2 separate regions of the Mus musculus genome follow, and region 2 is linked to region 1. A link is a loop called in an ENCODE intact Hi-C map of the cell type or tissue named here. Cell type or tissue: gastrocnemius. All regions are shown on one strand.

Region 1 (5,000 bases):
CACAATGCTGTTTACATACAGTGCAAATATATAACATATTTTTAGCATAGGTTATGAGCAATATTTTTAGATGGATGGAGCCTGCAGTGATATTAGTAACAAACTTCTACTGTAAATTAGTGGCCTAAATAGAAATTTATGTACCATAAACCCCAGCATGAAACAATAAGTTAGAAATATTTAAATAACATTTTACAGAGTGTTAAGCAGTGAGTGCAACTGTGTCGGGCTGGCTGGTACGGAAAGGAGATGAGGGCACCGTCCGAGAATGGCACCCAGGCAGCAGGAGGTAAGCCTGTGGCTTCCATAGAATGCTGGGAAACTGGGCGTGAGCTTCAGACTACACCTTACTAATGAGCCAAAGGTAGCCTCCATCAGGAAACACACAAGTCCACAGGTCAAGTATTCTCACTACTACTAGCATAAGGCCAAAAGCCGCCCACAGAGCCGAGGCTTCCCCACAGCCTTTCAGTCATCTTCCTAACCCTGCTGGGCTGCCGTGTGAGCGCCTGAGCCCGCACCATCCCGGTTTTCTCAATCACAGTCCTGCACAGACACAATCGAGCCCATTCTTACATTACTCACACTTCAAAGAGAAGAGGAGATGCCTATTATTTCTTGGGGAAAACCAGTTTCCAATTCATTTATTTCTCCAAGTCTGTAAAGAGCCTAGACTTCAAGTCCTGCATCCCAACCCAAACCTGCAAGCTTGATGCTGGGGCGGCTGAGGAAGAAATACTCCACCTGGTGTTTCCCCTCCAAATATAACAAGGAGACATCAGGACTTCAGGAATGAAGATGGCAGAATGCCATGTCTTCAACAAAAGGGAAATGGTGGCTTCATCCTTTCTGTTTGTTTGAGATTCAGAAGGACCAATGCAATGTTCTTTTTTAATGGCTTGTTGAACCTTAAAACTTAAAAATTCTCAGATTCATTAACAATGTTCCATTATAAATAAGATGAACAACAGAAATTGTTCATTTGCTAAGACAAGACTGGTACTGCATTCTAGACTATTTTCCAGTGGGTCATTCAACTTTCAATTTAAATGTCACATGTCCTGAGACTATATCTTCATTTCGCTCCTTCCCCAACTGTCTTAGACCGATTCTGTCAGTGACATCATTATCCACCAACTGTCTCACGTTCTTATCCGTCATCATGGCTGATCTCTTCTCAGGGCTGAGCGGAGTTTGAGGGGTATGAATGAAGCTGCCAGGTGAGGTGATAGCAAGTAAGAGAACCCAAGTAGGAAAGGTCTCTGTGCAGTTCAGGACATACGAGCACGGTCACAACGGCTCTATTCAGGGCAAGGCTTTGATTTCATACTCCCGATTCCAGGGACACTCAGACACAAGGTTGAGTTTACATTAAACACTGAATACCCTAATCACGTGCAGCAAGTGGAGCAAAGAACCTGGCTATGGTGGCACACTCCTGTAACATCAGCACTTGGAGCAGAATGAAGAGCAAAGCTGGCCGGGGAGACAGAGTGAGACTGTCCCAATCTATCAACCATTCTATAAATCAATCAGGCCAGTGAGACAGCTCAACAGGCAAAAGCTCTTGCCACCAGTCCTATAAAACCTGAAGCCAATCTCTGGAACCCCCAAGGGAGACAGAACAGATTCCTAAGAGTTAGCCTGAGCCTCACGCTTAATGGAATTTTATGAACACACACATGTGCATAAATGAGTAAAGGAGGAATAAATAAGCTATAAAACTGGCATTGTTGTAATGGTTCTAGAAATACCTGGCAAAGACCTAAGTGACAGAAGATGTCCTTATTCCTAGGTTCTATCTCCACGAATGAATAAAACCACAAGCCACTCGACTGTCCTGCCTGTCCCAGGAAGAGGCGTGTTCTAGTTTCTTCCTTAAAGGTAAAGACGCTGACCTTCTAAGACCCAAGCTCTTAGCCAGCATTACTATGACCAAAGAAAATCACGATATATAATGCTTACAGCAAAGTCTTCGACTGCTTGCTTGGGTGCTATTTGAAACCAGAAATGCAACTTTTAAACAAAAATGGTAAAACTTGTAAGAATATTCATCACAACAGTATTTACAAAAGCAGAACAGAAAACATTTATATATGCTTCAGTGTAGAAATCAAATTATGGCAGCATTCAATAGAACGAAATACAAGACAGTCCTCAAAAGTGTTTTCAAGAAATAATATGGAGACTGGAGAGATGGCTCAGCATTTAAGAGCACTGATTGCTCTTCCGGAGGTCCTGAGTTCAATTCCCAGTAACCACATGGTGGCTCACAACCATCTGTAATGAGATCTGACACCTTCTTCTGATGTGTCTGAAGACAGCTACAGTGTACTTATTTATAATAAATAAATCTTTAAAAAGAAATAATATAGAAAAAAGAAGAACACATCACATACATATAATACAATTTGAAGTTTAATTTAAAAAAATTAAAGTATACAAACACATATATGACCAAAGCAAAACAGAAATATGGGAGTAGTAATCTATAAACCATGAGATTATATTGATTTTACTTTTCAGCATGCATTTCTATTTTCTAAATTTCTATCCTAATACCTTTAAAGGATTTTTACCTTACTTTTATGCTATGTGCATGAGTCCTTCTGCCTGTACACAGGGTCTATATGCCACACACATTAGTGCCTAAAGGCCAGAGAGTATGGTGGACTCCCAGAAGTAGAGCTATAGATGGTTGGGTCCTGGGAACCAAACCTGGGTCCTCTAGAAGAATAGCCAGTGATCTTAACTGTTGAGCCATCTCTCCTGCCCCTAGTACTCACTACATTTAAAAGCAACACAAAGCAAAGCAAAACTTTCAGCTTTCTTCCATGGCTCTGTTCCCCACAGACCTGCTAGCCCAGCCCTCAGGGTGGCAGGCTGGAGCCGCCCTACCCAACAGTTCTCCTCAGCTCTAGCAAAGCACTTCCCAGACAGAACAGCCTTTTCCCTGCCTCGTGCATCTTCTCTGTCAGTTCAGTATTTGTTCCGTTGTCCTGCTCACACAACTAAATACAGGACACTCTCTGTGGCATGTGCTATCTGTAGAAGGAAGCCATTCTGCTACACTCTGGAATACAGTTCCCAGGGCAGCTCAACTGGGATTCTGTGGGTGGCTGCTGTCCCATGGCCACAAGTTCCATATCACTCTCTGTTCCAAAGCATGGGTGACCTGGCAGAGAAGAGGTCTGGAACTTAACCCGGCAGCTCTCTGGGGGTCCTTAGACAGGCTACGGCACTGGCTGGGCCAGGCCTGGACACGTCTAACTCTACACTCAACAGTCTTTACCACTGGATCAAAGAACTGACTGTGAGAGACCCCTCCCAAACTCTTCAGAGAATGTGAACTTCCACGCCATTCTGGAAACATCCATCTGATTTCCTAGATGCCCATCTGGCAGGCTGGAGGAAATGTATTTGAGGTTTCTATCAGTTTTCCCACTGTATAATGTTGACCATCAAGGTCAGGGCCTGATGGTCAGAGCGGCAGCTCCAGTCTTTAACGTCAACACTTTAAACCTGTTCCCAAGCCAGCACAGCACAAAGGCAGAATTGTCTCATTGCAAATCCCTCTAAGGAACAGGAAATTAAAAGCATAATTCAGGGTGCTCGGGATACCACCTCCTTCCTCCCAGCACCTCTGGAAGAATGGATGCAGGCCTGAGTGAAGGCAGGATATACGCCACATGCTTACAGTTGGTGGAGGGATGCTTTGAACAACTCCAGGAAGACGTATTGAAGTCACTGGCAAATGATTGTTCTGATAAAGCACTGGGACCCTGGGAGGCGAGGCTGTGATTGGGCTGACAGCTTTGCTTAGAAACACTGCTTCTAAGAAGCAACAATTAGTGATTCGTTTGAATACTGCCTTGCTCTGGTTCCGTCCAAATCCCTGCAGTCTCCGGCACACCATAGTCTCTTACCACATAAACTTCAGTCTTATCAAGACAAGGAGGGCAAGGCGTCTTTCAAATGAAAATAATACAAATAGCAAAGGATCTATTTTACTGTTGTGAACTCTGGCAATTTCCTCTGCATTAAAAAGATAATAAGTGTCAAAGCAGTTATTCTAACACATGACAGCTTTGGAATAGAGACAACAGAGCCGGCTCACACACACACTCACTGTGGACACATGGGAAAAGAGCAAACAGTTTCTCTAACAGATTTCTCTGCCTCAATGCCAATATGGCAAATAATCACATGAAAATGTTATTACTCCACCTAATGTTCCCGTGGAGCTTCTAAATAGACAGCTTTGTTCACTGATTGACAAATGCACGGGAACAAGGACAGCAAGGACCCTAGGAGGGGCCCTGGTGGCGCCCAAGCTTAGGTGGGGCTGACACCTGACCAGTGCAGACTCTGAGATGATTAACAAGAGCTGAGGGCTGAGGCTGCAGACAACAGATAGCTTTCCTATCTCCAACGCTGAGGCATGGGAGACAGACATCACAGTCTATCTCTAATAGGTCAAAGGAGAACAGAAGAGGGGACACAGCACGGGACCTGCAACCCCAGGTGTGTAAACCAAAGCCTAGGCAGCACACAGCTCAGCTCATGTGCACCCGTGGGAAAGCTTAGTGTATCCAGAAGGCACACTAACAGACTGGAACAGGAGCTCCACAAATTCCAGGTCAGGACAGCACATAGGAAGCTTCAGACCAGACATACAGCCACCGCTACTTGAGCTTGTTTCTAAAATTAATTAACTAAAAATTTAAAATGAAAATGAAATTTATTAAACAAAATGCTTATAATAATATACTACTAATAAACTATAATGAAATTTAAATTTGGGAATCACTTCGTGGAAACATCCATTTAACATGCTTATATCATATATGAACAGTAGGAAGTGAACCATTACATTTAGAAGACGTGGCTGAGGACAGGGTTCGGCTAACTGAGAACTGTCTAACATGCATGAAGCCTGGGGTTTCACCCCTATTGTCAGACAGAGGGCCTTGTGACACCTCAAATCCCAGTGGTAGCAG
Region 2 (5,000 bases), 310 kb before region 1:
AACCAAAGTAAGGTCAATATAGTATGACTAAAACTAAAACACAAAGTTTACAATTCCAGTTCAGACAATCAGTTGTAGAATTTATAAGCTCTCTGTTGCCTGGAAACCATGGTTGTTAGAAAGGAGATTTCTTGTCAGTAAGCAAGTGTTGGTTGCTACACTCACTCACTCATTCTCTCACTCAGATGCGTAAGGTCCTAATAGAATGTAATGATCCTGATAGAAACTTTAGATTATTTCCTCTTCACACATCAAAGTCACGATCAGAATCACTTGCAACGGCCCGATTTGAGACTTGGCTTACTCTAAACCCCATCTGATTTCCTTTAGGCTCCTTTTGTCTATGATACTCTTGAAAATAAAACAGCTATATTCTTTTCTTTGAGATGAAAATGTGCCTGTACTCATGAACAGTCCTGTGTACAAGAGTTCCTAAGATTCTGTGCAGAGCTCCTGTGCACAGGCCCCGTGCTGCTGGAGCTCCTGGGTGTCTGCTGCTCTTCTCAGCACTGTGCTGCTTCCAGGACATAGTCATCTGGCTTTCTGCTGCTGTTGGTTCAGTTTTGAGATTGCCATTGATGACAGCATCTCTCTTCCCTTTTCTCCTTTGAGACATTCCCTTAAACCCATCCCTACTCTTCTGTATATTCATTGCTTCTTTTTCCACTGGTTGTCACTATATGCATGTATGTATTTGTATATACATCTATATTCGCAAATATAACCTGTTTAGTCAGTGTAATGCTACTTCTATGTATATTTTCAGGGCTGACCATTTGGCACAGGGCAGTTTGGTGTGCTCCTCCCTGGTGAGGACTGTCCTCACTAGGCAAGTTGATGGTTGTCCTCATTTGAACCATTTGATGGAACCATTTGAACAGTCATGTTGGTGAGACTTTATGGGTATAGTTTCTTTTGTTCCTAAGAGACACAGTCTCACAGCTAATTCCTTGATCCTTTGACTCTTCCAGGCTTCCTGCCCTCTCTTTCTTCTCTAGCATTCACGGGGCTTAGGTATGAGAATGTGTTGTCGATGGCCATGGGACCGGCCTCCACAACTCTGCACATTGGTTAGCTGTAGTTCTCTGTAGTGGCCTTTGTCTGTTGCAAAGAGAAGTTTCCTTGATGAGGGGTGAATTACCTGGGGATACAAGGACAGGTATTTGTTGTTGTAGTTAGAATTATGCTGGTTTAGTAAATTAGTGGTTGTAGATTCTCCTCCAATAATCAGGATTTCACTAGCACTGACTTTTTTAACCAATAAAATGTGAATGAGGAGCTCATGCCATTTAAGGCCAGAAATATTAAGAGCCAAGGTGTGGTCCTATGTCTCTCCCATTCTCTTAACACCAGAGCACTCTGATCAGGACCAATCATTCACCTGGTCTGGACTACAGATTGTAGAGCTCTGTCTACTCTCAGTAGATCTATGAAATGAACGTAACTGACAGACCATGAAACCTCTATATTTTAGGGTCATTTGTTAGTTTAGCTTAGAGTGACTGCAATAAGATCCTTGAAGTTCTTAGATACTCAAAACCTAGAGGATATGTATGTATGTATGTATTTGTAGTTGGTCATTAAAGTGTGTTCATGATTCCATACTGCAGTTTGGGTCCTGAACACTGAGTATGAGTGCTGAGGGAATGAGAAACACGGGAAAGCTGGGTGCCACCTCTAACCAAGGGTCCCTGCTCTTGCCATCTCTGGAACGTGATGTGGTTTATTAGGTCCAAGCACAGGGGGAGAGGTGAGCTGATGTCTGTAGGAGGTCTCTGTAGAGAGCAATCACAGGCTGACAAGCACTGACTGGCTGTCATAAACACTCCTACTTTAACCAGAAGGCTTTTCAGACTTCCAGCCTGGCCCGACTCAGCCTCACAGTGATTTGCTCAGTAGATAAGATAGTCTTTCTCCTAGAAAAAGGATACTGAAACAGGAGCTCAGTGGTTTGCCTGAGGTCATATAACTATCGAGAGGAGAGAGGAAGAGCCAGGCTTTGAACTTAGCATGCATGCCCCTGAAGACCATTTCAAGGCAGGATGCAGAATAGCTGTGTAACAGTTTTCTTCACTACTATAAGTGTAGACTATTCAGCTGAGAAAACACGGGCTTTTCTTTTTCTTGTGCCTCTTTGTAAGTACCATGGAACTCTTTATTAGATCATGAATTTCATAGACTGTAAATTCTGCCACACAAACAGCCTTGATATTGTGAAAATCATTGTAGCCTTTTCTAAACAAAACCCAGTACATCTATATATATACAGCAAAAAATAATTAATTAAAAAACCCATCACTCATTTTTTAAAAAAGAACTGTTAGCAAACATATTATTTCATTCTTTAAAACAATTTCTTTTGGTTAAGTCATTAGTTGGCCTATTTATTTCTGGGAAAAAGCTTATTCTTCTTAAGTTTACCATGCTTGGTCATGTTTGAATAGATGAATAGTAATTTGTGCTGAACATTTCACAAGTTTAAGTGAAAGTGCACTTAACCCATCCCACTTGATGTGACGTGCACGCCTCGTCAGTGACAGGCACTCCACGAGATGGCGATGAGTGAGGATGTGGGTGAGGATGCTGAGACCTGTCACAAATGGAAGCTCAAATAAAGAGGAGATGCTGGTGGGCGGGTGCTGTCTCTGTTGCCTGCTACCACCATCCTCCCTCTCCCTAGAGGGGGAAGCCCCCCTGGGAATTTCTTTGTCATTTCTCCTGTCACTTCTACATGGCCAAATGAAGGGTTATGCTAAATGTGGTGGCATGTGTCTGTGAATCCAGCATTTGGGAGGCCAAAGAAAGAAAATTGCTCTTGAGTTCAAGCCTGCATGTTGGGTTTTGAGCCAGCCTGCGTTCAGAACAAATGGTTAGTGCCATAAGAACTGGATACAGCTATAAAACTATGCTATAGAAAGAGGGATAACCTTTCCTTTCTAACTGACTTCCAAATGCTTTCTTAGTTCTTTATGGGATGTCTTTTATGGTGCATTTGAAGCCTTGGGCTTGAGCTGACACTGAGCCACACCCTTAGTAACAAACAGAAGACTTAAAACATAGCACAAGATTTTAACTTGACTGTGTTGCTTTACTAATTTTTCCACTGTACATGTGTAGGACTCTTGTTGAGCTGTATATATGTATTCATATATTATCAAGTATACATTTTTGTGACTAAATTAAGGTCCTAACAGTCAAAATTTGTATTTTCCATTTTTTGAAATTGGTGCATATTGTGCTTTAATCCAAGCGGCAAGTGTGTCTCTGGTGCATGTTACAATAATACTAACGGACTGTTAGATGTTAATTTATGCCTTGTAAATCAGAAACGGTGTAGTCTGCACAATGAGTGCCGTATAGGGACAGCTTCCCTGCAGACACCTGTGCGGGTTCACACTCTGAGCAGTCTTCTGCCTGGGTGTGAAGAATTTCTGTCCTGTATAATTTCAGTGAGAAACCAGATTATAAAATACATTTAATTGCTAATCATAACAAACCTTGTCAGCTTCGTGCATTGTTGACTGTGTTTCGAAAACAGTGTTTGGCTTAAGAGCCAGTCTAAGACAGTCTCTGTTCTCCAGGACAAGTTGGCAGCTTTGTGTTGGAATCTATGCACATCAGGAGGCAACTTTAGAGACTTTCTGAGTCCTGTCAGGACTGGTTTTACCCATATTGAATGTTTGAAAAGACCCCCCCCCTCCCAGGTTTTTCTGTTTTCTGTTTGTCTGTCTGTCTTTTAAGTACAGGAATAAGTTGTAAAAACCAGGCATTTGCTTTTTGACAGGGATGCTTAATGTTTATACTGTGGATAGAAGCATTCTTGCTTCTTATAAATAAATTTTATAACAATTTAAACTCCATTAGTGTCTAAAGAAATTAATACCTTTAAACTTTGTATGTTCACCAGGATCCAGCAAGTTAAACTCAACAAATCTAGGTAGTTTATTATATGGCAGACATTGTGTTAGGCTGGGTCTGCAGTACTTGAGATTTTCATTTATCTGGCAAGTACCTTCTGCATAAGGGTAAGTAAGCCTTTATACCCAGGGCTTGGGAAGGCCAAACAAGACCTGTACCCTCCACGGGTGGCCGGAAGACTTCCCTAAAGAAGTGGTGCTTGTGTGCAGTCTTGAAAGGTGAGTGGTGGGTACCAGTGTGGATGCCAGCTTAGGTTTCCATCATGGGATGTCAGAGTTTTCTGAGTGGAGAAAGCAGTGTTTGGAAAAGCAGCAAAGGCCGAGAATGGCTTCCGGCAGTACAAGTGAGGAAGGTTAGTGGCTTAAGATGCAAAGGCAGCAGAAGCCCTTCCCTTAAAATTTATACTGTTCATGTGGCGTGAGGTGTGTTAATGGAGCGTGCCTGGGCCACTAAATTGTATGCCATGGTACGTGTATGTAGGTTGGAGGACAAGTTTTAGGAGTTAGTTCTCTCCTTTTGCTGTGAATTCTGGAGCTCAGAATCTGATCACCAAATTTCCATGGCAACACTGTTCCCTGCTGAGCATCTCACCCTTTCCTCAGAAGTCTTTCTTGGGGGACTTCCAGCTTTTTAGCCATGTAAAGTTTTGTAGATGCAACAGAGGAGCCTTGAGGGTTTAGGTACAGAACTGACATCAAAATTTGGGTTTTAAAGGGAGTTTTATTTCTTTGTTTCTCACAACGATTCTAATTGCTATGTGGGGAGTGGATTACAGTGACCCGAGAAAGGACACAAGGTTTCTGATAAGTTGCAGCTGATATGATCTGCAGGTAAGACGTTAGCACAGAGAAGTGTGTCCTAGAGAAAGAAGTGTGTCGGCCAGAGAGGGTCAGCTGCTGTGAGCGATGAGGCTGATGGATTTGACATGGAGTGGTAAGGGAAGGAGAATATGGAGACATGACCCCCAGGCTTCTGTGTTCAGCTTCTAGGTGCATGCTGTTGACAGTTCCACGAGACAGTGGAAGGGCAGAAAACGGGGTTTGTTTTAGTTCCTTAGGAAGTGCATATGTGAAACCTTCTCT

What was found. Peaks named below come from ENCODE experiments on the same cell type or tissue, not always from the same donor. Only the 100,000 strongest peaks of a DNase experiment are listed, where the experiment ranks them.
Region 2: a loop joins it to region 1, with 2.4 times the contacts of the local background. A loop is called at or near these places in 3 of 42 quality-filtered maps.

The regions. Positions count from the first base shown.
Region 1 is chr17:30,431,971-30,436,970 of GRCm38, forward strand. The region is part of intron 6 of Btbd9 (BTB (POZ) domain containing 9); the gene reads right to left. Among named protein-coding and RNA genes, the nearest start is that of Btbd9, 140 kb to the right of the region's middle. In gastrocnemius, no CTCF peak of the experiment used is centred here; no DNase peak of the experiment used is centred here.
Region 2 is chr17:30,126,056-30,131,055 of GRCm38, forward strand. All of the region lies in intron 2 of Zfand3 (zinc finger, AN1-type domain 3), which reads left to right. Among named protein-coding and RNA genes, the nearest start is that of Zfand3, 120 kb to the left of the region's middle. In gastrocnemius, no CTCF peak of the experiment used is centred here; a DNase peak (open chromatin) is centred at 2,659.